Linked DNA regions of Homo sapiens: region 1 is linked to region 2. Evidence: chromatin loops called from intact Hi-C (ENCODE). Cell type or tissue: ascending aorta. All regions are shown on one strand. Each heading gives the region's core, and the rest is flanking DNA. Links, peaks and the distances in the headings are about the cores only.

Region 1 (15,549 bases), core at 9,590-12,089, 250 kb before region 2:
TTTCAAAATGCAAATCTGAGAAAACCTATAATGTGGACAAACAGAAACTGTATCCAGTAAAATCTGCACTTGCCAGGACGGTCGGATGAGCCTTTAGAGCCCAGACATTGTGCAAATAGAATGTGAATCTAGGTTTATCTAGTGAGGTCAACCAGCAGGCATTTAGGAACTGCATATGCTCTGGGGAGTAGTGTCCACAGAGATTCAGAGTCAAAGTTCAGCAGAAGAGGAAATTCCTCTGAAAATTTGTGTAAAATTGTCCTCACTACACAAGGACAGCTATAAAATTTTGTAAGCTCCTACAAGTCTGGGACTGCAGTGGGTTTAAGAATGTGTCCATTGTTTTAGCATTTACCTCAGATGAAATGCTGGTTAGAACAGGAAGTTCACTAGTTCAACCATTGTGGAAGACAGTGTGGCGATTCCTCAAGGATCTAGAACTAGAAATACCATTTGACCCAGCCATCCCATTACTGGGTATATACCCAAAGGATTATAAATCATGCTGCTATAAAGACACATGCACTTGTATGTTTATTGCAGCACTATTCACATTAGCAAAGACTTGGAACCAACCCAAATGTCCAACAATGATAGACTGGATTAAGAAAATGTGGCACATATACACCATGGAATACTATGCAGCCATAAAAATGGATGAGTTCATGTCCTTTGTAAGGACGTGGATGAAGCTGGAAACCATCATTCTGGGCAAACTATCGCAAGGACAGAAAACCAAACACCTCATGTTCTCACTCATAGGTGGAAATTGAACAATGAGAACACTTGGACACAGGGTGGGGAACATCACACACCGGGGCCTGTTGTGAGATGGGGGGAGGGGGGAGGGATAGCATTAGGAGAAATACCTAATGTAAATGACGAGTTAATGGGTGCAGCACACCAACATGGCACATGTATACATATGTAACAAACCTGCACGTTGTGCACATGTACCCTAGAGCTTAAAGTATTAAAAAAAAAGTATAATTGACAAAAAAAAAAGTGAAGGAAAAAAATAAATATTTTTAAACATGCAAAATTGTTTAAAAAAAAAGAAAAGGAAGTTCATTTATTAAGAGAAATTACTCCTTGGTTTCAAACTAAAATACTTACCCTCATTCATTCTTTCTCTTCTTCCTTCTTTTCCTCTCTCTTTCTCTCCTTCTTCTTCTTTCTCCTCCTTCCCACCTCTCTTTCTTTCTCCTTCTCTCTTTCGTTTCCAGCTTTCTTTCAGTACATATATGTACTGTTTTCCTGGGAAATTCCATAAAAATGACAAAGATTTTCTGAGTGGTTCTCTTATTTTTAAGCAAAATCAATATTCACAAAGATAGCCTACTTGCATAACCCGATTAAGCCTCAGTTGGAGTAAACTGATTTTTTTTTTTTTTTGACACAGGCTTTCATTTCTGTTGCCCAAGATGGAGAGCAGTGGCATGATCATAGCTCACTGCAGCCTCAAACTCCTGGGATCAAGCAATCCTCCCACCTCAGCCTCCCAAGTAGCTGGGACTACAGGCATATGCCATCATGCCTGGATAATTTTTAAATTTTTTGTAGAGACGGAGTCTCACAATGTTGCCTAGGCTGATGGTAAATTCCTGGCCTCAAGTGATCCTCCCACTTCAGCTTCCCAAAATACTGGGATTACAGGCACGAGCCACCATGCCTGGCCAATATTTTTAATAGATAATTTCATATTGCGTTTCATGACTCTTCTTATTTAGATACACCATGACACTTGTTGCTGGAGGCCTTTAGCTAAACTTGGAATTTCTGTAACCACTGTACATGTTTATTAAATGATGCTAGCCCTACCACTTTCCATTCCCCTGCGTCACATGCTTACACAAAGTCAAATTGGCCTGCTATGGTTATCTTAGAAGCCAGCCTTTCACACCCTGCTGTAGGTATGGTCCCTGAGAAAGTAAGGGCAGACTCTCTTTCCTTTGATAAATTTGTCTATCATCTCTGTCTTAGGAGGAGTGATTTCCTGATTCTATACATGTAAGATATTTGTGGAAAGTCACAAACATTACTGGCCAATTCAACATTCTTATTCCGTTTTGGGTGACTTAAACCATACATATTAACACTAGCATTCCTTAGATGTTGATAGATGAGTAAGAATCAGATTGTGCACTTCATAAGTACAATGGGGTGGTAGTGGTGGGGTGCGGGGGGAGGTTACCAAGAACTACGGATACTGCAAAACAAATCCCTTAAGTAAATAGTGGAAAATGATAGTTTATTTTAAGCCCTTTGAAAAGTTGAAAAATGATGCAAAAGGAAAGAACTCGTCTGTTCTTAGTCAGCTTTTGACCTTTGACTATATAAACATAAGAAACACATGAGCTAGAGCTAGGTAACTAAGCAGGACTTCTCTGCCAGCCAGATGAGCAAAATGAATCTTCCCATTAAGGTTTATAGAGCACCACTACACAAAACTATCACACTCAATAATTTATTCATGAAGAAGGTGGTTGCTAAGATCTTGGCATTCTCAGTAACTTTTTATTTTTTAACCTATAAAATGAGGAGATTGGACAAGATGTTTTCTAGTCTTTCCTTCTCTAAAATGTTGATACCAGGACCCACCAAGTCAGGCTATCTCAGAATCCACACAATAGTTCCTGTCATTCCACTGCTCTCATAGCAAAGCCCCTTATTATCTGGCTTGAAAGTTCTGTCGTATGTCATCTTGCCATTAGCACGCAACAATTCACACACATAGTATGCAAGGCCCTGCCAAAAGCATCCACGAAGGACGATGAAAGCCTCCGCACCAACATCATGTGCCTCTGTTACTATGCACTGAAATGACCTGGCAGGAAGTGGGCCCCAGAGGAAGAAGGGGAACAACGACTCCTCTAACCTTTATTATCAGAATCTGTTTAGGTTTGTTATGTGCCACCTTGACCTTCTAACTGCTCTATAGCAATGCTTATCTTTCATTTCTTTCAGGTGAAAACATACCTCCAAGAAACCCTATTTATGGCAAATTCCTGTGTAACCTTCAAGTGTTACACGCCCTGTGACATCTGACATCCCCAGTAAGACTTTGGGATTCCTTCCTCTCTAAGTTCCCAATTCATGTTGCACATACACTCGTATTATAATCTTTTCCCTGCCAGCATGTAAGGTCTTCCCAGGAAGGGCTATGTCTTTTGCCTTTGTATCTCCAGTGCCCTAGTGCCTGGCATATAAGAGGAGCTGAACATATATTTGCATAGTAAATGAATAAATGAAAGTCTTTTCTGACCAGTTTCATCCTGCTCCGACCACTCTTTCATTATACAGCTTAGACTATTTACATCTCACCACACAAGCATACACAGCAAATGAACCACTGAGATGCAATATGATTTTTCTTAGTCAAGGAATATTTTAACGTGCAAGAAAATTGACTATTTAAAGAAACTTTACATGAATATTTTTGTAACTGGTCAAGGAAGACATGAATTCAAATATTTACAGGGATTTTAAGAAGCAGCCTGAGGGAGGGAGTCCAGAGCTATTTCTTCTGTCTAGAATGAAAACTGCCCGAAGAGTCTAAGAACTGGCCCATTTCCCTCTTCTCAGCCCACACTCCTCAATACCCTAAATTCAAACCCGAATAAAAATTAATAGCAATCAAAAGAAGTATACTCTAAAGAGGTTTATATCCACTAAAAAGAAATGAATATAAAAGAGAATTATTCAATTTTTCACTTTTATTTTTCCTTTATTAGACTATTTCTCAAAATGAACATAGCTTTGTTTTTTCTTACCATAAAGTAGCATGTGTTAATTGAAATAAAATCAGGCAATACAAAAAGCATAAAGAAAAAAATGAAAATTACCTTTAATGCCATCACTCAGAGAGAACTCTCATTAACATTTTACCTTTCCATATTTTTTCCTATGCATATACAGAAAATGTAGTAATGTTATATGTGATGTTTTGTAATCTTTTTTTTATTAAGTTGCCACACATTATGGGCATCTTTTCTTTACAATAAATATTTTCATTATTATTTTTAAATCTGCAGAGCAATATCCCATTGTATGGCTGTACTGTTATTTAATAAATTCTCTACCGATGTCATTTATATAGCTTCCAGGTTTTCAGTATTACAAATAACACCATGATAAACATTTTTGTATACTTTTTCAGTTACTTCCTTAGGATAAATTCATATTAAGAAACCGAACACATATTGCCAAATTACCCTCTCCAGAGGCTGATCTTATCACACTCCTACCATCACCAATGAGAGCATGTAGCTCCACACATTACCAACAACAGTGATCAGCAATTTGCAAATCTATCAGGCAAGAATTACATTCATTGTTGTTTAATTACTTTGACTACTTGCTAGGGAAGCATGGATCAAATTCTGATAGAAAATTTCACTTCAGCTGCAGAAGCTGCTAGGATCAGTCCCATGTTGGGGAAGTAACGAGCGATGTGAATCTGATAATGGCTTAGGTGACGTTCTGCTTATATTATTTTTTTAAAACAATCTGTTCTTGAAGTCTATGTAATTAAGTTACTGGCTGTTTTGATTTTCATTTTCCCTTTTGGTCTCGAATATGCAAGAATAACTTGAGAAGAATCTGAAAGAATCATGCAGAACTCACTCGCTAACCTCACGTCCCCCCTCACCTCAATGTGAAATGGGTCTAACACTTCAGTTTACCAATGTGACCGGATCATTCTTCTTTACATGCTCCAATTTCCTGCTGGAAATACTTCTCTCTCTCTCTGTCTCTCACCCAGCAGTAACCTTATCCCATTTTTCCCTTCCATTGAGTTTTGACTTTATACCAACTGGCTCCCTTTCCCTGCAAAGCAGGACTGGGCCTGCAGCTCACATTTTTCATTAGAAAACCCAGCAAGGCAGGCACGTCAGTATTGTTATGTGAGGGCATGCTGAGAGCCAGAGTGCACGATCTACCTGTGGCTGCTTTAATAAGTAGGATGTGACTTAGGAGTTAATCACAATTTAGAAAGCCTGACTAAAGTGTTCCATAGATGGAGCAGACAAGTTGTTAGATACTGAAAAAAAAACAAAAAACAAAAACAAAAACCCAAAGCTTTTCTGAACTCTTACTGTGTACCAGGCACCATGTTCATCATTTTCCATAAACTGAATGATTTAATGTTCTAATTATACTTTCAGAAACTGAGAACCAAAGCTTCACAAAGGCGAGTAAGTGACGAGGTCAGAATTCAAATCCAATTACAAAGCTCATGATTTTCATTACACCACGTCCTTGATAGTGCCTATGTGTGATGGTTTAAATGGCTAAGAAATCAAGAATGAGAGAGTCAAAGTTCCCACATTTGGTCATCCCTGTAGACTTTATTCTAGCTCCCCCAGCCTCCAGTCCCTCACTCCCCACCCCCAACACCCACACATTCTTTATTTAATGGCTTGACCACTATAGTTAGGGCCAATTTCCCTGGGCTTATGGTACTAGTGCCAACTTAGAATAGTGGAATATATCAAACCAGGCAGCCATGATGTTCACTATGGGTTCATTACATAATCAAGCCAATTTCAATCAAGCTTGTAGGGTTAGGTCAGTAACTTGAAATCATCGATGTCCATGCTGGTCTGTGTCCAGAAATAATGACTTTGATAGTGGGAGGAAGAAGAGGAATTTTCCAAACAGCCCCCACAATTCTATCCTAAGGACTCTGAGAATAGTTGATTGCACATGAGGCTACTTTATAAGTGGAGTGGCTCCAGAAATTAACTTACGTTACTGGGTGTAAAAGATATCCATTCTGACATTCTCACTTAATAAATATTTGGGCTAAGGATAAGCCAAAGTCATGCTGGACATTAACAAGTCTTTTGACTTGGTGAACAGTGTGGTGCCACACTTACTGGCAGTTGAATTGAAATAAAGTTGAATTGAACTAAAAGCATCTTACTTTCTGTAACATCTTCAAGAAGGTGTTAACAGGTTAGACACTCCCTTAGCACACATCCTTAATGTTTTAAACATTACTCTTTGCACTTTTTGGTTCTGTTCCTAGGTAATAGAAATTGGGGGCACCTGGTAAGTCCTTGATTAGTGTCAGGCACCAGTGGGATATACACTTTCTCTATAGGTCATGAACTCAAAAAGACGGTGGTCTACTGTGGATGATCCCGTTAGTTGCCTACCTAGATTTACTTCTTCAGCCCCTTCCTTGCTGGCAGAGCTATTTTGTTCAGGAGCTAATGGGCCCCAAACTAGCCCTTCCATTCTCCTTTCTGATTAGTGGCTTAATTATCTTAATATTGTAATGTTCTATTCTGATGATGGTGATGATGATGATGAAGGCTAACACTTACTAAGCATTTACTCTGTGCTAGGTACTTTTTAAAGAACTTTAAAAGGTATCAACTCATTTCGATACAGGAGTTAAGAAGAAATTGCTTAGGCAGATAGTGAGGGTATGGGAGTCCTCAGTAAGGTTTCCCTTTTAATAAAAAGCAGCCGCCAATCATTTTCTTTTCTAACAAAGAGCAGCCTGTAAAATCGAGCTGCAGACAGACAAGCAAACTAGGAGCTTGCACAGGTGAATTCTGGCAGTTGTGCCCATAGGAATATACTACCTGGGATGAGGCATGTTCAAAGTGGCGGCCCCATCTTCTCTTTTTGCCAGCAACGTGTACAGTAAGGAGCAGACTAGATGGCACTGCCCAAGTGGAAAGCCCATTTGTATAATAAGATTAGGGTTGGGAGACCAGCCTTCCCCTTGCTACATAAACGTTACACCTGGTCAAACCAATCTGTGAGCCCTACATAAATCAGACACTGCCTCCTCAAACCTGCTTATAAAATCTGCTGTGGTCCGCCCATGTCCCTTTTTTCAGACGTCTTACAAGGAGCTGCTCTCCTCTCCCCTTTCTTCTGGCTATTAAACTTTCCGCTCCTTAACCCACCCACATGTGTCCCTTTCCTTAATCCTCTTGGCAGGAGATGCTGAACCCTGGATATTTACTCCAGACGGTGATGCCACTTCAATTTCATTCTTGTAAACCAAAAGAGATAGTTCTCAATCAATTTAGAAAGTTTATTTTGCCAAGCTTAAGGACGCACCCTGACATAGCCTCAGGAGGTCCTGCCGACCTGTGCCCAAGGTGGTTGGGGTACATCTTGCTTTTATACATTTTAGGGAGACATGAGACATCAATCAATATGTGTAAGATGTACATCTGTTCACTTCGGTAAGGCGAGACAACTTGAGGGAGAGCTTCCAAATCCTAAGTAGATAAGAGACAGAAGGTTGCATTCTTTTGAGTCCTTGATCAGCCCTCCACTGAATACAAAATTTAGTCTGGCTCAGTGCATTTGCATTTTTACATGAACAATAGGGCAGAGAAAGCAATCAGATATGCTCTTGTCTCACGCAAGCCTCAGAGGGATGACATCGAGATCTGTCTGTACTTTGTCCGTAAGGAATTTTCTTGTGGGCAAATTGTGAGGGAGGTATGTAGCTTTTTATCTTTGTAGCTATCTTATTTAGGAAAAAAATGGGAGGTAGGTTTACCTGACATAGTTCCCAGCTTGTCTTTTCCCTTGGCTTAGTGATTTGGGGGTCCCGAGATTTATTTTCCTTTCACATTCTCCTAATAAAGCCATGAGGAAGGTACCATTATTAAACCAAAGCCCAGAGAGACTAACTTGCCTAAAGTCACGCAGCTAGAAAGCAGCAGCTGAACCCCCGTAGTCTGATTCTAGAGTATTCCCTCTTAACCACTATGTCTTGTAAGCCAATGAGACAAGAAGGCTGCTGGAGGAACATCTGGGACACTTTAGAGGTAAGAGTTCTTTTTCTTCTTTGGAATGTTGTCATTTGTACATGATACTTGGAACTGCTGCAGATATCTTGTGTCTATAATAGGAGTCACGGCTGAGTATGTTGGAGTAAAAAGATGGAAGCCACTAAACATTTTGAAGACATCCTTGAGCAAGGTTGAATTAACTAACCTTGGAGCTACTCTACCTCTGGAATTGTTTTTCATGTGAGAAAATGAACCCAGTATCCTTTAATCTACTTGTTAGAACTCCTGTTACTTGTAGCGAAAAGCACTCTCACCGATACACATAGAAACAAGCATAATTCTGACCTAAGACAAATAGAAATGAGCATAATTCTAACCCTTTTAGGTAGGCAGAATATTTGCACTATGGGCAAGATTTTCATTCAGACAACAAATATTTATTGAATGCCTTCTACTTGCCAAGTATAGTGCAAGTTGCTGAACCAAACAATATAGGAAGGGCAGGTTTCTCCATCCATGGAGGTTATAATCTGGTCGTAAATGTAGTAGTGAAAGTGCGGGCAGGCATATTTTGGGACGGTATCTTGAGGACTAATCTGGATTGGGAGTCAGAGAATGCCCTAATAAAATCCAGTAAAAGCATGCATTACAGATTCAAAAAGAATCCATATAATGTCTATCTCATCCATCAAGTATTTGTGACATGTTTTGGCTTTAGTTGTATAAGAACAGTAAGTATGTGCACAATAGTGTTAGGTGTATAAGTATTTTTATTTTTTATTTTTTATTTTTGAGACGGAGTCTCGCTCCGTCGCCCAGGCTGGAGTGCAGTGGCGCGATCTCGGCTCACTGCAAGCTCCGCCTCCCGGGTTCACGCCATTCCCCTGCCTCAGCCTCCCGAGTAGCTGGGACTACAGGCGCCTGCCACCATGCCCGGCTAATGTCTTGTATTTTCAGTAGAGACGGGGTTTCACCGTATTAGCCAGGATGGTCTCGATCTCCTGACCTCGTGATCTGCCCACCTCAGCCTCCCAAAGTGCTGGGATTACAGGCGTGAGCCACGCGCCCGGCCAGGTGTATAAGTATTTAGGTAACTTTATAACAAAATACATTTACATTAAGGGCCAGACTGTCTTTTCCTTTTAAAGGGAAATACTGAAGCTAATTTAGGAGAGGCAAACTAACATAAAATATAAGGCAAAGGAGTGGGAACCAAGGCATTTGGTATCTATTTCTAGCTCACTGGGCAGCAGTCCTCTGTGTCTTGAATTCTGTGATTTGCGAAATATGATTCATAGGGGTTGCAATGGAATATTTCTGAGTTTTTAAACTAATGAGGGATAAATTTTTAAAATCCCTGTGCTGCTGTGAATGTTCTAGAAATTATTCACAAGTTTATTATAGCAAAGAAAATGGGCAAAAGGAAGGGGGTGGGTACAGGACGTGACACTCCAGAAAAGAAGGCAGTGACGTAAAAAATCAAGAGGAAGTCCACACCAGGAAATAGTGCTGTGCACATTAGAGCTGTTACTGAATAAATACTTGTTGGAATTTCCAGAGATAACCAAACAAACATGAAGAAGGAAGTGGGTTTTTTTTTCAGCTTTATTATGGAAAATATCTAATATGTACAAAAGTACCGAGAATAGTAAATAAGAACGACCATGCAGCTTCTATGGCCTTACTTAACGGCCAACTTGCTTTATTTTTCACCTCCCGCTCCCCACTATTCTCAAGCAAATTCCAGACATCATACCATTTAACCCCTAAATATGTCGCACATATCTCTAATGCAAAAGATTGGGAACCAAGACATTTGGTGTCTATGGCTAGCACACTGGATAGCAGCCCTCTGTGTCTTGAATTCGTAACATGTAGAATAAGATTTATAGTGGGTTGCAACCCGACTTTATTTTTAACTAACAGCAATATAAGAGGAGGTGGCTAATCCTCACAAGGCTCTCCATGAGGGAAGCTCACCCCTATAAATCCAGGCGGGCGCTTCGTTACCCAGGAGCCCAAGGTGCAGCTCCGGGACGCTTCTTTTCAAGGCCGGGACCCCTGCAGCGGCCCGTAGGACACCTCCCTTTCCGAGCACGGACTGGTCCCCGCCCCTCCCCCGGGAAGTCTCCGCCCACAGGGCCCCAGCAGCCCCCGCGCGCCCTCGCTCCCTCCCGTCAGCCCCCGCCCCTCGGCGAAGGGAGCGGCGTGCCGTCCGGGTCGCCTAGGCCTGGGGTCGGGAGCGCGCACGCTGTGCGCCCTGGGCGCGCTCGGGATTCTCGCCTGGCGCGGCTGGGGAAGGTGAACAGTGTGGCCCGCCATGTTCTTCTCCGCGGCGCTCCGGGCCCGGGCGGCTGGCCTCACCGCCCACTGGGTAAGGAGGCTCAAGCTGAGCCCGGCGCTGCCGCCGCCCTTCTCTTGCTCTCCGTGTCTCCCTTAGTTTTGGGCGCAGGAGAGCCCTGGGCTCTGCACGGGCCTGCAGGCGGCGGCAAGGACACTGCGGCCTTAGCCCTCTTAGGGAGGCCGCTGCAGCCCCACCGTGAGAAGCCCCGAGGGAGGGTTGCCATACTGGGAAGTGTACTCCTAGTTTGGTCGAGGAGGACAGAAAAGAGGGGCTGCTTGGTGATATATATATATATGTTTGTTTGTTTTTGCTGTTTTGCTGTAGCGCAGAATCTAGGCCTGCTCTGGCCAGATCAGTTTCGAAGACCGTCGCTCCGAAGGAGGCACCTCTCGTTTCAAGCCTAGTGACCTCGATGCTTTTAGGTTGCAGCATACTGGAGAGCTCTGGCTTGCTTCGTGAAGGCTTAGGGAGAACTTCATTAGGGCTGGAAAAGGGTGGCCAATGTTTGATTTACTGCAGTTGTGCTTTGCATATCGGAAATGCTGGCTAAATAAACGGTATCAAACTAACTCTGAAAGAACGGCGCCGCAAATAACAGCACCCAATTAAAGAACCACAGGATTTTAGAGATTAAATGATCTTTTTGAGATCCAAGTACATCTCATGGTAGGCAAGGAAATTGAATTGCAGAGAAGTTGAAACACTCCTTCACGTTAATCTAAAAATGCAGATTTCCAGAAATGTCGATTATAACAACAGGGCCTGTTACACAAGTAATACTGGAAAGAAGCCTTAGTTTTGTTTGTTTTCTAAGAGTGAAATAGGTTAAGTCAGTTCTCAGCAAGAGGGAGCTAGTGTATATTCATTGAGAATGAATTCAGGGCTTTAGAGTTAGACTCGAGTTTGGATGTTAGCTTAACTGCCTTTTGTGGCTCTATGACTTTGTGCTGTTAATCTTCCTCAGTTTCTTCAGTTGTAAAATGGGAATATTCCTTTTTGCAGAGTTCAGTCTTTCAATAAACATTTGAAGTCTTACTGTACGTCATGCACTGCTGAGCTCTAGTTAACAGTGTGGATAATAATGATAGTCATTTGATAACTGTTTTCTGTATGCCAAGCACCGAGTTAAATATCTACATTCCACATCTCATTTTTGAGGCTGGTATTACTTTTTCCTCATATTACAGATAAGGAAAAGATTTAGACAGTTCCCGTTCTTTTGGAATTGATAGTCTCATGTAAGAGGAACTTTAAGGTTGAGACAATGTAAAAGTACAGTGTTAGAGAGATGAATAGGGTCATCCAATGTGGTTTCAAGGTGCATAAGATTTTTCCTGAAGGTAATACTAACAGATTGGGCATGGGGTCCGAGGGTATTCTAGGTGGAAAGGACAACTTAAAGTCTTGTTGGCAAGAAAAAGATCGGTATGTATGAGAAGCCACCCTCTGCTGTTGGAGGTAAGGTGTGTTCCCAAATGAAATAAGGGAGAGACAGGGGCCAGATATTGGAGCTCCTGGCGTGCCATACTAAAGAATTTGATTTTAGAGGCCGTCAGGAGTCAGTGAAAGGTTTTAAAGTAGAGGAATAAGATGTGGTTTCTGTTTTGGATAGGTCACTGGATAGGACTGAGGGTGGAATGGGTTTGATTTGGACCCAGAAACAGGGAGACTAAGTAGATAAGAGGCTCTTGCAGAATGCTAGGTGAAAGATGATGAGGATCAGACATGGTAGAAAGAAAAGAAATTAGAGTGCTTGTAGATTTTGTTTCTTTTGTTTTTGAGGCAAAGGGGCTAGAAGTATAAATTGAAAAGCAGTTTTAATGAAAAAGAACAACTTGAGGTAGTGGAGGACCATTGTAATCCAGGTTTAATGTTTCTGGAACTCTCTTTCTCTCCCTCCCTCCTTCCTTCCTTCTCTCTCTCCATCCGTCTCCCCTTCTCCCTCCCCCTTCCACCCTCCCCCCTTTTTTAAACAAATAGTACCTGATATGCACTATGTACACAATAAATATTTGAGTTGATGAATAAGTTTAATTTTTATTACACACGTCATACGTGTGTAGAAAAAACAATACTGAGACTAGCAAGTAGAGTAAGCTCAAAAAATAAAAATCATCCATTGTCTTGTCAACCTGGAAATTACCATTGTTAACATTTTGATGTCTACACATAACAGACCTTACAGACAATTTGTTTCTACAAAAATGGAAAGGTATTTATACTGTTTGGTAGCCTGCTCTTTTGTAATGTATTCTGAACAGCTTTCCTTATCAGTAGACATTTCTATACTGTCATTTTAATGCTACATAGCATTCCATTGTGAGGATGTTCTATTACTTATACAACCAGGCCCTTCTAACCTTTCACAAGTAGTGAGATTTCACATTAAACCTAGCAAGTATCAAGAAAAGTACAAGAAAAGTCTACCTAAGTTCCTTTCCTAAATGAGAAACCTTTAAAGATTATTTACGCTTTCAAAGAAATTGCCTAATCTAATTTCTGCTTTGCTAGCTGCCATTCTCTTGACGAGGCTTTTCAGCTCATCATTGCTTAAAATATGGCTAGAATTAAGTATTAGTTTGTGTGATCTTGAGCCATCTTAATCTCTTTGAGCCTCATTTTTCTTTTCTGTAAACTGAGATAATACCTCATAGGTGATTGTAGTAATTGACTAAAAGTTATAAATTATGGAGTAATAGATAATCAGAATAAGTTTATTCCCTTCTTCAGTAATTGCCCATGGTTTTTCTGTAATGTTGATGCCACTTTAGAACTTATCACTGCCTCATTCCCAAGCTGCTATTGTAGTTTCGAAGGTGAGAGGGTTGTGGTGGCATTTTCAATTACAGATGCTCCTTTACTTACAATGAGATGACATCCTGATTAAACCCATTGTAAATTGAAAGTATGTAAATTTCAGTTTACAGTGGGGTTATCTGGACTTAATCGAGGAGCATGCTGAATACTTATCATTTTCATACAGTTGTAAAGTTGGGAATTTGCAAGACAGGCAATTGTAAGTCAGCGACCCATCTGTATTGTGTATTTTTTCATTCATCGAGGATATTTTCCTTTATGTCTTTAGGCATGATTATAGCTGTCCTGAAGTTTGTGTCTGGTAATCTTAGTTGATTTTTTTCTTGAAAATGTGTTTTCCTTTTTTGTTTGTTTCCCATATGTTGAACAATTTTGGATTGTATGCTGAATTTTGTGAATGATACGTTGTAGAGGCTCTAGATCCTGTTTTATTCCTCCAAATAGTGTGTTTTGTTGTTGCTATCCATATCCCTTGTGGGCAGCAGATCAAATATTGGTTCCGTTCTTTTAGCTAGGCTCCTTGGAGTCTGCAGCATGTACATGCATGGTTCAGGGTTCAGCCAGAGATTTCCGTAGAATTTATATACAGAATGTATAGGGCTCCCTCCCCCTTTCTGGCTCTTCCTTTTCTAGGATTTCCCACTTTACCATGTCTGTTGTTCCAAACTCTCACTGAGGCCTGCCTTCAGGCTAAAAGATGTGAAGAAAAAACAAAAACCTCATTGGTTTTTTATGAATGTAGACTCCCCTTCTGTGTCTGCCTGTTTGGTTGTTCCCCAGTGCCTTCAGAAAGCTTTTGTTTTTATAAAATATTTTGTCCAGAGTTTATAGTTATTATTCAGTGGTTTGCCCTGACAGTGTCTACTTAGCCATACTAGAAGTATGCCATCTTGTGTGGTGGTACTTTTCCTTCCAAATTTTAAGTTTTGTACAATGAAATGTTTTCCCCATTCCATTAGAGATTCTTAAACTTGATTTTGTAATGTCCCAGTGTATCTCCATTGTGACTCAAAGGACTCTAAAGAAGTTAATGTAGGAAAAACACCCCAAAACATTTAGTTTTTTATTCCTGCTGTAACAAATTTCCACAAAACTTTGTGGCATAAAACATTATATTTTTAACCTTACAGTTCTGTAGGTTAAAAGTGACACAGGTCTCAGTGGGCTAAAATTAAAGTGTAGCCCGAGCTTCATTCCTTTTTGGAGGCTCTAGAGGTGAATGTCTTTTCTTGGCTTTTCCAGCTTCTAGAGGCTGCTCTTGGCCCCTTCTTTCATCTCCAAAGCCAGCAAAGGCAAGTCTAGTTCTTATATCACATCACTTCGACCCTCCTGGCATTCATCACATATCCTTCCTTGCCTCTTGGTAAGAACCCTGTGATTGATGACATTGGGCCCACCTAGATAATCCAGGATAATCTCCCTATTTTAAGGTCGGCTGATTAGCAGCCTTAATTCTCTTTTGTTGTGTAAACTAATACTCACAGGTTTCCAGGATTAGGATGTGGTTATCTTTGAGAGACCATTATTCTGCCTGCCATAGCCATAAATTAGCAGTTTAAGGAGAGAGAGAATGAACAAACTTTAGTTTATGCAGTGAGGTTCAGTAGGCCACTATTGCAAACTGCAGACTCGGATCTTTTTATTAGAGACTTGAACTCAGTTTCCATTTCAAAGTAATAAAAAGTTGACTTTCCTTTCTCTTTGGGCACTGTTTAGTACCTTAGTGCTCAGAACATTGAGTAATAAATTACAGGTCTGTTGCCCATGCTGTATAACCTATTGAGTGACAGTCAGTCTGATTTTCCAATGAGGAACCTTGTCACTAGTTTTTGAATCAGTTCAGGAAGCATGTTATAAATCAGTTGTAGGAAATGTCTTTCATTACAAAACATCAAAGACAGTTTACACACATTTTGGTTAGGGGGAAGGTGGCTTTATCTGTCGGATATTTTGCTAGGTGTTACCCCATTTTATGTGTGAGATATATGAAGATTGCTGGACAAATAAATGCCCAAGATCACACAGTAGTAAGGGCTGGGTTTATTCGCAAGTCCTGTTTTGTTTTGTTTTTAATCTACCTTTCTGAAGTTGCTCAAACAATTGAAGTTGCTAAGGGAAATCACTATGTATGGTGAAGATTTAAATTTAATAGGCACTCTAATAATAAAAGGTGTACCAGTGTAAGCAGACTAGGGAAATGATTTCACTTTGCTTAGGGAAAAGAGATGGAGGTTTAGGGGCTTTAAAGGGGTAGGAGATGGAGGTTTAGGGGCTTTAAAGGGGTAAGAGGAGGAGGTTAACCTTGGTCATGATGGATGAGTGGAAGGTGTAAGTTGAGATAATGCTGTAGGTATAGCTAGCTACATATACAAAGACACTGAAGTGCATGAGGTGAGACTGAACCCCGGGTCCACTGGATGGGCATTTCATTTCTATAAATTATTCTTGTCCTTAGAACAATTGGTTGTTGCTTATATCCATGTGGGATTTTAGATATCTAAAGAATGTTTTCTTTAATATATGGTCAAGATGGCTGGAATCATTAATGCTGTTATCTTAATCTGTAATGCACAGTGCCTGTAATACCTGGGCTCTTCATGCAGCTTTTCTATAATA
Region 2 (15,549 bases), core at 8,690-11,189:
TTCTTTGGAGAGTATTTTTTGCAGAGCAGAAGTTTAAAATTTCAATAAAGTCCAGCTTATCATTTATTTCTTTCATGAATTGTGGCTTTGGTATTGCCAGCTAAGATTTAATAGGGATTGCATTGAATCTGTAGATCAATTTGGGGAGTACTGTGTTGCCATCTTAGCAGTATTATGTCTTTGTTTCATGAACATGTGTGCCTTTCCTTTTATTTGGATTTTCTTTCATTTCTTTCAACAATATTTTGTAGTTTTCTGTGTATTACATTTCTTTTGTTAAATTTATTTATCAGTATTTTATTCTTTTTGATGCTATTGTTAGTGGAATTATTCTCTTAATTTCATTTTTGGATTGTTCATTGCTTCTGTATAGCATATTAGCTCTTTTCTATCCCATCATACCTTCTTACTCTATATTCTGGGAAATTTCCTGACCTTACCTTTGGACTCTTTCTATTGAATTTTTTAATTTTAGCAATAACTTTTACATTTCAAGAGCTCTTATTTATTGCTTGTTAATTTTTCCTATTAATATTATTTACTTGTTTTTTTTGGATGCATTATTTTCCTCAGTGTCTTCAAGGATACTTATTGGAATTTTTTTTGCTGGTGGAGGAGGTGTGTGTCCCCTTCCCCCAACTCTGTTACCTGGATTATCTCTTTCGAGATCTTTTTTTCTTTTATGTCTTTTTTATGTGTCAGGATTTCTTCAAATGTATACATTTCTTTGGTTGTCAATATATAATTAAGAATGAGGCAATAAAACCTGGTTGGGAGATCCATGTATTTAGATAGGACTTACAGACTGGACTTACAGCAGAGAACACTTGGGGATAAGGAAGGCCTTGATGCTGGAATGTGTTCTCTGCTCTGAGGCTAATCATCTTCCTGAAGAGAATTGTTGGTTATTTGTTTATTTTGATTGGCTGATTTTCTTGTTGTGATTGGACATGAGTAGATGGTCAGTAGATGCCTAGTTCTTGTCTTTTTGGTCTATTGTGGGAGTAGCCTAACTGATCTGATAGAAACCTGAACTTGAACATCCTCTTTTTATCCCTGTTCTCTTTAGTTGAAGAATGGTTTGGCTCTTGGTATTTCATGTGCCAGTGATTGTTAACTGGGGCCCTGGACCTCTTAAGGGGTATCCCCCGGATTATATTCAGGAGATCCCCAAGGTTATATTCAAAATTGCCTGTGCACAGTTTTCTGGGGAAAAGGTCCACAGCTGTCAGGAAGTTCTCACAGCAGTTGGTGAACCTGAAAAGGTTAAACATTGTTGTGGCTTTGCTTTCCATTCCAACATACTGAGTTATTAAAATTCCACTTTCATGTTCTGCGAAGTACAGGGCACATTGACATTTTAGATAACGAGAGCTGCTTTTCTCCTTAAACTTGCAGAAGATGTACAGAAATGAATACAATAAGGTGGAAGATAAGTACTTTAAGAAAGACAAAGATGCAATGCTATAAAAGTTTATAAAAAGATATTAGTTCCCTTGTAGAGAGAATTTAGGTTTCTTTTTGTTAAATTGGTTTAGTTTGAACATTTGTAATGTTGAACTGATGTACTATGAGGATAAATTAGAACATTTGTTTATATTGCATCCTCTACACTTATAACTAAGTATGAAAAATTTTCCCTGGAAGCTCTTATGTAAATATTTTTTACCAGCATGGTTGCAAAGCAGTACAGTCATTCCTGCCACTCCTACAAGTTGCTGTGCCTAAAGGTGGTCCCTATATAAATATTTATTTTGTGCTTCTAACAGGAAAGAAATCTAACTTTAAACATCAAGAAAGTAAAATTCATCTTGGGTGTACTTCCTTGCTCATATAATGAGGGGTTTAGTTATCCTGTTTCAGGAAAAAAAAAATTTGGTAATATGGGATTTTCCTTTAAGAAGATCTTTACTACTTTCCCCTGCTGCTTTTGTGAAAATAATTTTTAAAATTTGGATCAATATTATGCTATACCCCAGAAATCTCAAGTCCCATTTTGTATTAAGAGTGGAAAAACTCCTATATTAACTTGTGAGTACTTTGGCTAATATTTATGATAGTTTTTAGGATGACATAAACATTGTATTTCATGAAAATATTCAAAATTGGGTTCAGAGATAATGCATCATTTTAGTACTTTGTTGTCTGAACATTTATTTAGCTCTTTTATGTGCTAAATTGACAGTCTGCTTTTTTATTCTAAAAATTGATTTAGTTATTAAATAAATCTTAAGTTTTCTGAAATAAGTTGGAATTTTAAAATAGTTTACTTCTCATTAATAATTCTAGCTTTTAAAAGTATATTTTGTCTTAAGTTAAAAATAAATAGTTCAGGTAAGTTTAGGGCTTCCTTAATTACAGTAAACTAAAGAATTAACTTTTTCTTCTTTTTTTCTTAATCAGTGCAAATTAGATTCAACTTTAGTCTCTTGCTATAGTTATCTTGATTTGTTAGTACACTAGTAATATTTTGGTTTACAATGTAAAATGTTTTCTCTTTTCTCTCGTGAACATTATTTTCCTAAATTGTTTCTTTCCTCTTCATCCCATTTTCCTGCTCTTAAAAGTTGTGGTGCCATGGCTGGGTGCAGTGGCTCACGCCTGTAATCCCAGCACTTTGGGAGGCTGAGGCGGGCAGGTCACAAGGTCAGGAGTTTGAGAACAGCCTGACCAACATGGTGAAACCCCGTCTCTATTAAAAATACAAAAATTAGCCGAGCATGGTGGCGTGCACCTGTAATCCCAGCTACTCAGGAGGCTGAGGCAGGAGAATCGCTTGAACCCAGGAGGTGGAGGTTGCAGTGAGCCGAGATCGTGCCACTGCACTCCAGCCTGGGCAACAGAGCGAGACTCCATCTCAAAAAAAAAAAAAGTTGTGGCGCTAACCTATTTTTGTCCTGTTTTGCTTCAGTTAACACCCCATGAAAATCTCTGAAATTAATGTTCAAATGTAATGAGTTAGGCCTGATATAATTTAAAGAAAGAATACATCGTTTCCCTCCAAATGTTTAATGCAGTTATAGTAGCTGCTAATATATAAATGGAGATTAAAATTTATTTTCACTAGTTGTTTCACCTGTTGCATTGTTAAAACAAAATGAGGATTTCACTGGGACACACGGACATTTTCAAACATACATAAAGTAGGAAAAATTGTAAAATAACCCCCCCATTTACCCATTACTCAGCCTCAACAGTGATCAACATGTGGTCAGTCTCATCTGTACCTACTCCCAACTCACTCCAGCTGGATTCTTTTAAAGAAATTCACTGGGGGACTTGTACAGTAAGTAGGATTAGCATCTAAATGTTTGTTACTAGGTTTATGTGAGAAAGAGGCACTGTTTGATATATTTTGGTAATTCATATATATACATGAACTTGTATGCTGACTTATTTAGCCAAAAATAAGTACTCTTTTCAATACTGATTCATTCAAGTGTATGTTATTTTCAGGACAAAAGTTTACCAATCAGTTAGAATTTGTAAAGAACAACATGCTAATGAGGTTGGGTTGATATTTCTCTCCTGGGTTTGAAGATTCATGTGATGCCCTCCTTAAAGAGTATTATGGCAAAACAGATTTGTTATAACCCAATCTAATTATAATTGTTTATTCTTTTGAATAGGGGCTAATTGAATATTTTATTTATTTATTTATTTATTTTAAAATACTCATTTGACCTAAGTAAAAGTAGTGTCAGCATAGGTATAATATAATGCTTCATTGATTACTTATGCTTACACAATATGCAAGTAAATACTTAATTAGATTTATTCCTACATTTCTGTTTTTTAGCTCAAGACATTATAAATACTTAGTTTCCTTAATTTAAGAACCTCAGTTTGTGTTTTTAAATATCTTTTGTAATTGTTCAAACATTAATTAAACTGGATCTTAAGAAGTCATAATATCCAAATAAATTAAATGTTTATTTGCTATTATAAAAATATATTTTCTACCCCCAAATTCAGAAAATACAGAGAAGTAGAAAAAAAGAGTAAAACGTTCTTAGTCCTATTATCCAAACACATACTACTCTTACTATTTTGATATAGCTCCTTCTGGTTTTTATTCTCTGTTTAGATTATTTTTAACAATTTTATGGTATATACAACTTTTGTGTTTTACATTTTCACTAGCATTATTTTATGTTTCTTTGAAAAAAATTATGTTTGGTTAGAAAATTTCAGTTTTAGGTTAAAAGTAAATTAAAGCAATATATTTTCAGAGTTAGAACTGTCTTCTGCATTGCTTTAATACCAACTTAATGCTTTATATTTTTCAGTTTAGGTTTATTTCTTTAAAATTTATGAAGAAACCCCAGTGTACCATGCTGGGTTTTTTTTTTTTTTTTTGTCTTTTTGTTTTTTTGTTTTTTGAGACAGAGTCTCGCTTTGTCACCCAGGCTGGAGTACAGTGGCTCCATCTCAGCTCACTGCAACCTCTGCTTCCTGGGTTCAAGTGATTCTCCTGCCTCAGCCTCCTGAGTAGCTGGGATTACAGGCACGCATCACCACCCCCAGCTAATTTTGTATTTTTTTAGTAGAGATGGGGTTTCGCTGTATTGGCCAGGCTGGTCTCAAACTCCTGAGCCCAAGCAATGCATCCACCTTGGCCTCCCAGAATCCTGGGATTACAGGCATGAGCCACTGCTCCCAGCCTGTTCACTGTTTTTAGATGTACAGTTTTATGATTTTTGACAAACATGTACTCATGTAACTACTACTACAATCAAGATAGAGAATATTTTTCATCACCCTAAAGCATTCCCTTGTGCCCCCTTTGTAGCTGGACCTAGCTTTTTCCCTAGCCTCAGCCCCTGGCAACCACTGATTTGATTTTTTTTCTCTATAGTTTTGCCTTTTCCAGAATGTTATATAAAAGGAATCATACAGTATATAGCCTTTTGTTCTGTCTAGCTTCTTTCATTCAGTATAATGCTTTGAGATTCATCCATATTATTGTGTGTGTTGGGTAGTTCTTTCCTTTTTATTGATGAGTAGGATTCCTTTGTGTGGATGTACTACAATTTGTTTATCCATTCACTGATTGTTGGACCTTGCGTGGTTTCCAGTTTTCAGTAATTATGAATGATGTTGATACTTTCCCATATGGGTCTTTTTATGGACCTATGTTTTAATTTTTCTTGAGTAAATACCTAGGAATGGGATTGCTGGGTCACCGGAGCATTTTGATATTCGTTATCTCATTGGGATGCCCAAGTTTGTAAGGGAAAATCCAGGAACACCATTCCTTTTTTATGACTGGGAAACCGAGACTCAGGGTTGCAAACAGCTTATGGGCTTAAAACCAGATCTTGTAAGTCCAAGTCATTTGCTATCTTTACTAGAATATAATGTTGTTTTCAATGACGTTTCCTTGTTTTATTATAGCAACAGGGTTAACAAATCTCTCAGATCTTTGCAACAAGAATGGAAATATTTATCAGTAACTGAGAGTCAATATTAATAAGATTCTTCCTCAAGTTGTTAGTTTCCATTTCTGGCCTAGAAATTTGGGAGTTCATACAATAAATGTTAACTCTTAAAGTCTAATCTTAATCTTGGATAAATATACTCCCCCTCAATTTATTTTGCATAAATAATTAATATCTGACCAGAGCATCAGTTGTATAGTCATGGCACTGTGTAACAACATTTTGGTCAATGGCAGACAACATATATGATGGTGGTCACATAAGATTATAATACTGTATTTTTATTGTACCTTTTCTATGTTTAGATATGTGTAGACATGCAAATATTTACCATTGTGTTATAATTGCTTACAGTATTCAGAACAGTAACATGCTGTACAGGTTTGTAGCCTAGGAACAATAGGCCATACCATATAGCCTAGGGTTATAGCAGGCTCTACCATGTAGGTTTGTATAAGTATATACTGATATTCATATAACAACAGAATTGCCTAAGGATGCATTTTTCAGAATGTATCCCTATCCTTAAGCGATAAAGCGTGACTGTATATGGAATAAGATTCTTCTCTAAAGATGATCGAATCTGTCTTCTGGCATCTAAAAATTTGAAATTCTCTGTCATATTGAAGGTTTTCCTTAATATAAATGTAGTAAAATACATTTTGAATGATTAGATTTTTCCCTCAAACTTTTCATCCTGCCAGACTTTCATTTCATATAAGCTTTGAAAACAGTTTGCCAAATTCTCTCTAAATACTCATACTGGTCAATAGAGAGTAGCTCAAATGTATAAATTTCAGTTTACCATTTAGTGTAAAGTTTTAATTTTTTTCCATCATAAAATTATTGAACAACGTGTCTACCAAACTTTAAGAACATCTAGCATAGTTATTTACACATAGAAGATGTCTTATTCCATATTACCTTGCCTCTAACATGCAAGAGCAGTGGTGGTAGAAAAAGCCTTGAGTCAGAAGACCTTGTTTCAAAGCCGCAGTTGTGTGAACTCACAGAAATCATGAAACCACTCATTCTCAGCCTTCTCTTCTCCACATGAGGAACAACCACACTTTCTCTGTGACTTGCAGACTAGGGAAGCAGAAGATATAGTCATTAACCAGCTGAAGCGACAACAAAAAAAATTAAGTATTGCATTCCAAGTCACTGGTTTTGCAACTCTTAGCCAATGAGTCCAATTTTACCTTTACAAACAATGATTAAACTTGGGCAATAGCATTTCTAGTTGTATTCAGGTACTGAGAGTGAAAGATATAATAATGCCTTTGATTAAACAATCTAAAGAATTATCTAAGTTTAATTATAGGCTTATTCTTTCTAAGAGAGTAATAACTGTAATTATTAAAATGTTAATTTAATGAAAAATAACTTTTATATTTCTCATTTTAATGTTTACAAAACAGGAATACCTAACCATAACTGGGGTCAAATTCTAGCCACTAATTGAATGAAGTTGTATAAATTTCATGACTTCACTTAAAAAATAAGGATAATAACGACATGAATCTTTATGAGATTCAAGACAATGCATATAAAATACTTAGCACAGTGCCTATAAGGGTTAAATAGAACCCATTTAAGGACTTTGGGGGAGGTGGTAGCAGTAAATAATTGGAAGCATTGAGTCAGTCTTTATTTTGGACTTCAGGGAACTTGGTGTTTAGTTTTGATCACATGTTCCATTCAACTGAGCAGAACCCAAATTTAGTCATAGTGAGGTTAGTAAAATATATAAATAACCCAGTCCAAAGAGAAGATTCTAAATTTCAACTCTACCGTATTTTCTGTTTAAGGAGTGGAGACTTTGAAATAATAGTAAAATAGAAACTGATGAAGTTTATGAAGGTGATAAAAAATGAGAAAGTGGACAAGGTGTGGAAAGGATTAAGAATTTAATCACTGTTTCTGAATTTTGGCACATTGATGTACTATTATGCGCTGATTAAATTATGTTGACAGATTTTTTATGATAGAGAAATGCTATTTTTTTAGATCAAGGTAGTATATAATCATTATTTTGTTAGACATGCATAGGAATTTACCAAAGGGGGAGGAATTTAGGGTTCTTTCTTTCTACTCTAGTAGATATTTTCCAAAGTCTTATATAATTAAAGAAATACTTTTAAAATTTTGGTAAAACCTTTCTTTTTATCTTGACTTTAGCCTTTCTGGTTATAGAAGACATGTGTTCTTATAAGTGAAACAGCTAGGGGTAAAGTTTTCTTTTTTTTTTTGAGACAGAGTCTCGCTCTGTTGTCCAGGCTGGAGTGCAGTGGCCCCATCTCGGCTCACTGCATACTCCGCCTCCCAGGTTAACGCCATTCTCCTGCCTCAGCCTCCTGAGTAGCTGGGACTACAGGCACCCGCCACCATGCCCAGCTAATTTTTTGTATTTTTTGGTAGAGACGGGGTTTCACCATGTTAGCCGGGATGGTCTCGATCTCCTGACCTTGTGATCCGCCTGCCTTGGCCTCCCAAAGTGCTGGGATTACAGGCGTGAGCCACCACACCCGGCCTAAAGTTTTCTTTTTAAGTGTTCTGAAGAACAGATTCTGCTTGATTTAAATGGGGCAGTTTTTATGTTTTTCTGTAATCCTTGTTTCATCACAGAGAGTTGTTCTGAGTTGTTTTTTCTTTTCTATTTTCAATACTTGAGTTCAAAGCACTTTACAAATGTTATTATATTTAGAAACATTCATCCTAACCGCAGCTTGCTTGCTGTTAAAAATATTATACATTTCTAAATATGTTCACAACCAAACATTATTCAATAATGTGATTTTTAAGGGCATGTAGAATGAATAGAAAAGAATGAATTACTTGATGAGCTTCATAAAACTGCTATTTATAATTATTTGCATGTGGAAATTCATTGTTTCAGTTTGTTTCTTGACTTAAAAACAGTAGTCATAGAGTAGACATATTTTTGCTCTCCTGATTTGCAGTAAGATTTTAAATGCCATCTATTAAATTTGCCTATTATATTTCTCCTGAAAAGTAAGAGGTGTGTTTTTGAAAATGGAAAAGGCACAGATGCTGTTTTCAGGCACAAACTCTGTTTTCAAAAGGTCGGTTTGAAGAGCTTGTTTTTCTTATTTGCCCATCTCCTAAAAAGAATGCTGACGTGAGTTATGAAGAATAGAGAGTATTTGATGTATGTGGAGGCTCATTTACCCAAATTATGAACATTTCTTAATTTATGGTGATTAAATTTCTGCTTTATTAAGACAATGGTTTTTTAGTCTTTTCTGTAGTAATGTAGAAAGAAAGAAAAATATTAGCCAGGATATTGTTGTTTGGTGTCCAACAAGTTTTAATAGTAGTTTTTACCATTAAAGTCTTAAACTGGATTTTTGTCTCTTTAATTGTACAGTAATGAAAGCTTATCTCTGTCGTTTCCCTCTTGTTTCTCCTTACCATAGCTTTTAACGTTGTATTCTATCACTAAATTATAAAGCAGTAAGCATATGACTACAGCATATTACTCTCTTACACCAGTATGTAAAAGTGCAGGACAGGCATCTATTAAGAGGGTGTGAAATACATTTAATCTTCAGAGCTAGATAACCTGGGCAAGTTCAAGCGACTTTTAAATAGGCCGTTAGTTTTAACTTTCTGTTTGTTCGCAGTAATCTCATTCTCACCCACCTTTTCATTCTAGTTTAAAACACTTCACAAATACCTGACAGTAAAAGGCATAATGAATGCTTCACAGACTCAGATTTCTCTAATGGGAACTATTAAATTGACATTCATTTAAAAAAATTATTTGGCATAATATACAGTAATTCATTTAGCAAGCTACCATTTGGAAGCTGCAGAAAAAGGAGAGACTATATTCTTTGAATAGATTTGTTACTTTTCTAATTTGTTTCTCCTTAGTTTAGTTAATAATATAAATACAGGTTGAACATTTCAAATCCAAAAATCTGAAATCCAGAATGCTCCAAAATCGGAAACTTTCTGAGCATTGACATGACATCAAAGGAAATGCTCATTGAAAGAGTTTAGATTTTTGGATACAGGATGCTCAACTGGTATAATGCAAATATTACAAAATCCAAATAAACTCAAAAATCCAAAACACTTTTGGTACCCAGCATTTCAGATAAGGAATACTCAACCTGTATAAGCAACTAAGATAGTGAAAGGATATTTTCTACATATAAAGTAAATTAAAATTTTTTAAAAAGCTTTATTTCTTGTGACTAAGTGCTAACCTTTATAAATCTAAAAAAAAAAAAAAAAAAAAGACTGTTAGTATTCTTATCTGATGGTGTTTCTAAAAAGTGCGTACTCAGAAAATGTTCTTTTACTCCAAAGACAAAGTATAGCTTTGGCAACTCTGTTTTTCTACATTTCCAACTAAGTTTGAGCCTGTCTGAATCACGCATCACCAGTTTTGTGATGAAACAGCTATACTTCTCATTAAGTCTCTGCCCTTTCAGTCCCTCTGTTTCTGATAGGCCCAGCAAAGTTACCTAATGTCTATGTCACATGAATGCAGCCTGAGTGTACAAAATTCTGCAGTACCAAAATATTACAATGTGCATATATTAGGTCACACATATACACTTATATCAAACTAATGAATTAGTTAGAAAATAGCACAAGTGTTGATTCTTGAAAGTGCTGTATAATTAGCAAGGGGACTTTTGGAGACAAAAAACAATAACAAAACCCAAGGAATTAAAATCGGTGCTGCAAAAAATGTCGTATTAGAATAATGGGCTGACTCTAATAGTGTAGAAATATAATAAGATGAATTTAGTAGGGATAAATATTGTGGTCTGTGTTTACATTTTGAAAGCACGGTATTGAGGTACAGAAATGAGAAATAATAGTTACATTGCACTAGTTAATTTTTAAAAACATACATATCAATAGCATTCCATTAGGTCTCAGATTTTTAAAATCTTACTGAAATGATTTGTTGGAATGATTTGAAAGTAGCACAGTTGCTGACAGCATATTGCTACCCCAAACAAACAAATTTTAGGCTTCTTTAATTTTAAAAACTAGTGTTCACAATCAAGGAGGTAAGTGGGATTCTCTCCTTCTTGGCTAGTTACATTATGCCATAAGGAGGAGGAGCAGGGAAGGGGGGGGATGGGGATGATGATGATTTAAGATTACCACACTTTCACCTAATGACAAAGCTAATGGCAGGGTTAACATCATGTCATGGGGAACAAGTGAAGAAACCATGGGAGTATTTGATCTAAAATGAGGACATGGGGGAATAAAAATAGAAATCATTTTGTTTTAAACAGGGCGTTTTTGGTTGGAAATAAATAAAGCCTACTCCAATTGATATGAATATATCAATGAAGAATATCTCCAACTGATAATAGTATCTCTAAGAACAGGAAGTGCAGCTGGTTGCAAAGGACTAGAGCCAAGAACTAGAGCATTATTAGGAATCAGAATGGCGTCTTCCCTCCCTTCTCTTCTCCTTGTGACCATGAATGTCATGGTGCTTATCTTTGGAAAGTAGGAATGGGGGGGCCACAGGATAATTTTTTACCTCTTATTTTGAAACGGCCTCCCCAGTACCAGCTCTGTATGATCCCCTAGTTCAAATTCCTAACAGAGATTGACAATTATCTGTGTCTTACTTCCAGAATCTTGGAAGACAATCTGATTGACCAGCTACAGTCTGTTTTTCACCTGTGTTCCAATTATTTGTAGCCAGAGAGAAGAAAGGTCATATAGTTCAAAACAGAGCTGCAGACAGACAGGGTGGGAATCAAAGGCAGGTAGCAGCCAATCAGGGCAGACATTCCAAACTGTCCAGTGCAGGTGCCATGAAAAATTAGAACGGCTTTGTTGAAGAGAAATTATATTTGGAGGAGGGGGGTCTTAAGGAGCAGGCTTCTGGGAATCAGGCTTCAGTTCCACAAAAGAAAACACTTAAAACTTTATAAGATTAGGACCGGCTACTTTGGATTGTTAAGTTCCTTGTCAGCTGTGGGCTGCAATGGCCATATGTTGATGGAACACTATAGAAGCGATTCAGGTGTTACATGGAAGGATGGTTTTGTTGACCTGTGAAGTTCCTTCTAAGCCTGAGAGTAAAATCAGTTTTGTCATAAGTTATTTCCACCAAAATAATAAAATATTAATGTTTTTCGTATAAATATATATGGTATCTTAAACCAGGGAAAGCAAGTAATCAGTGGTGGCTATGGAATTTCCATTTCAGTTGGGTTTGTTCAGGACTGGCAGTCTGGTGGCAAGGGGAGGGCAGGGGCAAGTGCTAAAGGAATTGCTTTAGAACTTCATGTACAGAGCAAGCTATCTTAGCTCTTGTGGAATAACAAACCACCCTAAAGTTTAGTGGGTTAAAACAATAGCCATTTATTTAACTCTTGTTTCTGTGGGTTGACAGTTTGAGCCTGGATCAGCTGGGTGGTTTTCTGGCCTTATTCCTGTGTCTGTTGGCAGCTGCTGGTTGGTTGGAAGCTGGCTGATCTAGGATGGCCCCAGGTGGACTGACTTGTCCACATGGCCATATCCTGGCTTCACATGGCAGCTGGGCAAAGTTCTAAGAGAAAGAGTAGATGCACTCAAGGCTTCTTGAGGTCTAAACTCAGAAGTGACATAATCTCATATCCACCAAACTCTCTTGACCAAAGTGAATCTCAGGATCACCTAAATTCAAGAGGTCTAGAAATTGACCCTGTCCTTTGATCAGAGGAGCTGCAAAGCTACATTGCAAAGAGGGGAGACCTAGAGAGGGGAATAATTGCCACCTTCTTTGTAAATAATCTACCATACCAAGCACACTTTTTTCTGTATCATGGAACAATAAAAATAGAATTTCCAAAGTTCTTTTACTCACATTTTACATATTGAGGAACCCTACAAGTTGGCTATTTGTTTAAATTTGGACAACGAATATAATAGCTGAGAAGCAGGTTTTGTTCTTGTACTGAATTATTCGTTGAGGTGGTGTGGGTAGTCAAGTTATGGATTATAAAATAAAATATTTTCCTTATTTCAAAATAAGGTAAAAGCATTCAAAGTATGTTCACTGAATATATCCAAAAAAAATCTACGTGACATTGTAGATATTTATGTTCTGATGAATAGTTAATAATGTTGAATAAAAAATTATGTGAAGAATACATTACTGTAAATGCAAATATGGCAGGGTTTTTTGCTTAAAAAGTAGCAGTTTTATATATGATTATTTGGAATTTGAAGTTTAACATCTGTCTTGTTTCTAGGAGCTCTGCCAGTGCCGGCCGGGAGAAGGCAATTGCTCCTGCTGTAAGGAGTGCATGCTGTGTCTTGGGGCCCTTTGGGACGAGTGCTGTGACTGTGTTGGTAAGTTGATACCAAGGGAGACTTCTTAATATTTCTTATCACAGAATCCTTGGCTTTAAGAGACTTTAAGGAATATAAATGTAGTTTATGTGCATAAACAAGTATGTGTGTGAAATATAGTAAACATACAGAACATTGTATTTTTACATTCAATTGTATTCAGTAGTATTTACCTATACATGTATTTAAAAGTGCTTATCCTTGGGAAGTAGGAGTGGGGGGCCAAGGCAGAATGTTTAACTTTTTATTTTGAAAGTTTTTGTACTGTTGAATTTTTTATAAGCAGCAGCATTTTTTTTTTGTTTTTAATAAGAAGTAGGTTTTATAAGAAGAAACATTCTCCAAGATGTGTTAAGTAAAAAAAGTCAGGTTCAAAATTATGTTTATAGAATGCTATCATTTGTGTGTTAGAAAGAAAACTTACGTGTGTAGGAAGAAACACCTGTCAGCCCTTCTCTGACCAGTTAACTCATTTTTAACTTTTAAAACCCCAGTTCAAGTATCCCCTTTCCTTGGAAACCTTCCTTATTTGACTGAGATAAAGGATCCTCTATGCTTCTGAGAGATCATTTATTGCATGCTCCTATAATTGTTGTTTTGCATGTTTTTTCGACAGAGTATCACCTCCTTAAGAACAGGAATATCATCATATTGATCTTTTTTACATTATCCTTTATCGAAATAGGCTATATGCATATACTTTTTAAGTCACATAGTACTAAAACAATCCCATCTCAGTTCTTTCCAAGCCTTTGATCCTATGCCCAGAGACTACCACTTTCAACTTTTCAGCGTTGCACTGCTTCCATAATTCTGAATAATAACCCTATACTACTCTCTTGATTCTTTGATTTTAGAAACTATCAGTTGACTTCCTCTTATGGTAGACAAGCATTTAGTTCTCTTATCTCTTAATCTTCCCAGTGTGATTTTATCACTCCTTCTAGTGAAATCAGTATTTACCTTAATAATCACTCTAATGAATTAATAATATATACTCATTTGATGCATAATAATGTAAGCACTAATTAATTAAATGAGTTATCCCATTATCTGTCTTTCTGTATTTTGGGTGTATGGTGTACTTCTTGAGAGATTTCCTAATCTTTTCACCCTTGTATTAATTTTTTAAATTTTTACTTCCTTTTTTAATTTCCAAGAGCCCTTCTCTGATTGTCCTTTTTTAAGGAACATACTGTTCTTGTTTTATATGTAACATATTTTTCTTATCTTTATGGGATTCTTAATTGTACTGTTTTGTGGTTGCTGTTGAGTTTTTTCCTTCTACTCCTTGCATGATTTCCATTTTCTCAGGTGTCTGGTGACCCTTGGCTGTCTATTCCTTTGTAGAATTTAGGTACTCCAAAACGGACTGGGAGTACTTAATCCATGGACAGGGCATGGAATGTAGTTTGCCTCACGAAAAGGTGGTTGGAGGATGAACTGCCTTTTTCACTGACGAGCCCTCTATTTCATGTCTATAGATCTTTCCCTTTAGGGTTGCACATTTTTTCTAGAGAAAGATCTCCTGGTTTCCTGCTGGTGTTGAGGCTGGGGTATGGGGCAGTATGCCAGGCTGCAAATGTTCTGGGAACCTGAGGGGTGAGGTCACAGTAAACAGTAAGCATACTTTTATTTACGTTCCTTGTTTTTTTCCCATACTCATCTCTACCCTTTGCCATTTTTGGCATTCCCAGTCCAGGGCCTCTTTGGTTTAATTTCTCTAAAGACTAACTCTCTCATCTCCTACAGTTGTGGAAGAAGAGACAGGGACCTGAAGGTATAACTACCCCACAGAATAGGCTTGCCTCTGCCACTCTGGCACCTCCAGCTCCTGAGTCTCCTCAGGGTTCTGTGGGGTGCATGGCCTGTGTGAAGACTGCTCAGTCAGGTACCTTTAGCTCTTAGGTTCTCCACAGATAGAGTTAGTGTTTCCATTTCTTGTTTTTCTTTAGTGTTTTGTAGTGAATTCTGAGAGAATGGGGGCAGAAGTATCTTTTCCTCTGTCCTCTTATATTCATCTTGGTATCTCTAACAGCTAGCTTTGAATTATTTTAGGTCATTAACTGTATATTAATTTAATATGTACAGTGAAACTAAAAAAGAGGAAATAGTCATCTTAATCTCTGATATACACACATAAGATTTTTTTTTGAGACAGGGTCTTGCTATGTTGCCTAGGCTGGAGTGGAGTGGTGTGATCATGGCTCACTGCAGGCTCAACATCCTGGGCTCAAGCAGTCCTCCTGCCTCAGCCTCCCAAGTAGGTGGGACTGCAGGCATGAGCCACAACACCCAGCTGATTTTTATAGTTTTGATGGAGACAGGGTTTCGCCATGTTGCCCAGGCTGGTCTCGAACTCCTGGGCTCAAGTGATCCACCCGCCTCAGCCTCCCAAAGTGCTGGGATTACAGGCGTGAGCCAATGTGCCCAGCCTCACACATAAGAATTTAATTTAAACATGGATGCCAAAATACACAAATGAACTTTTATTAATAGCATTGCCTAAAATAATGTGTATGTATGTGTGTGAGAGTGTTTGTGCGAGTGTATGAATGTGAGTGTATGTGTGTTATATATGTGTGTGTCTTAACCATCACACCATGATGACAGTGCTGTTCAGCGTCTTCTTTTAGGAAGAGAGTTCTGCATTTTTTTCCACTGAGAAAGAATAATTATACATGCTTATATCTCTACAATTTTAGAAGCAACTGGTATGCTTCCAGGCTAGTTCTCATTTTTTTAAAAAAAGCTTATT

What was found. Hi-C counts contacts between places; a loop is a spot of excess contacts. Peaks named below come from ENCODE experiments on the same cell type or tissue, not always from the same donor. Only the 100,000 strongest peaks of a DNase experiment are listed, where the experiment ranks them.
Region 1: it touches region 2 in a loop (2.4-fold over the local background); 1 of 110 quality-filtered maps calls a loop at or near these places.

The regions. Positions count from the first base shown.
Region 1 is chr18:9,092,652-9,108,200 of GRCh38, forward strand. NDUFV2 (NADH:ubiquinone oxidoreductase core subunit V2) reads left to right here and starts at 10,048. Exons shown (of 8, transcript NM_021074.5): 1 at 10,048-10,146. The coding sequence starts at 10,093. RefSeq lists enhancers at 2,702-2,791, 2,842-2,911, 3,392-3,561, 10,408-11,117 and a silencer at 9,776-10,135. In ascending aorta, for the core only: a CTCF peak has its summit at 10,960; a DNase peak (open chromatin) is centred at 9,940; H3K4me3 peaks cover 2,500 bases; H3K27ac peaks cover 2,500 bases.
Region 2 is chr18:9,347,281-9,362,829 of GRCh38, forward strand. It overlaps TWSG1 (twisted gastrulation BMP signaling modulator 1), which reads left to right. Exons shown (of 5, transcript NM_020648.6): 3 at 12,692-12,791. Among named protein-coding and RNA genes, the nearest start is that of TWSG1, 20 kb to the left of the region's middle. RefSeq lists an enhancer at 1,592-1,761. In ascending aorta, for the core only: no CTCF peak of the experiment used is centred there; no DNase peak of the experiment used is centred there; H3K27ac peaks cover 731 bases.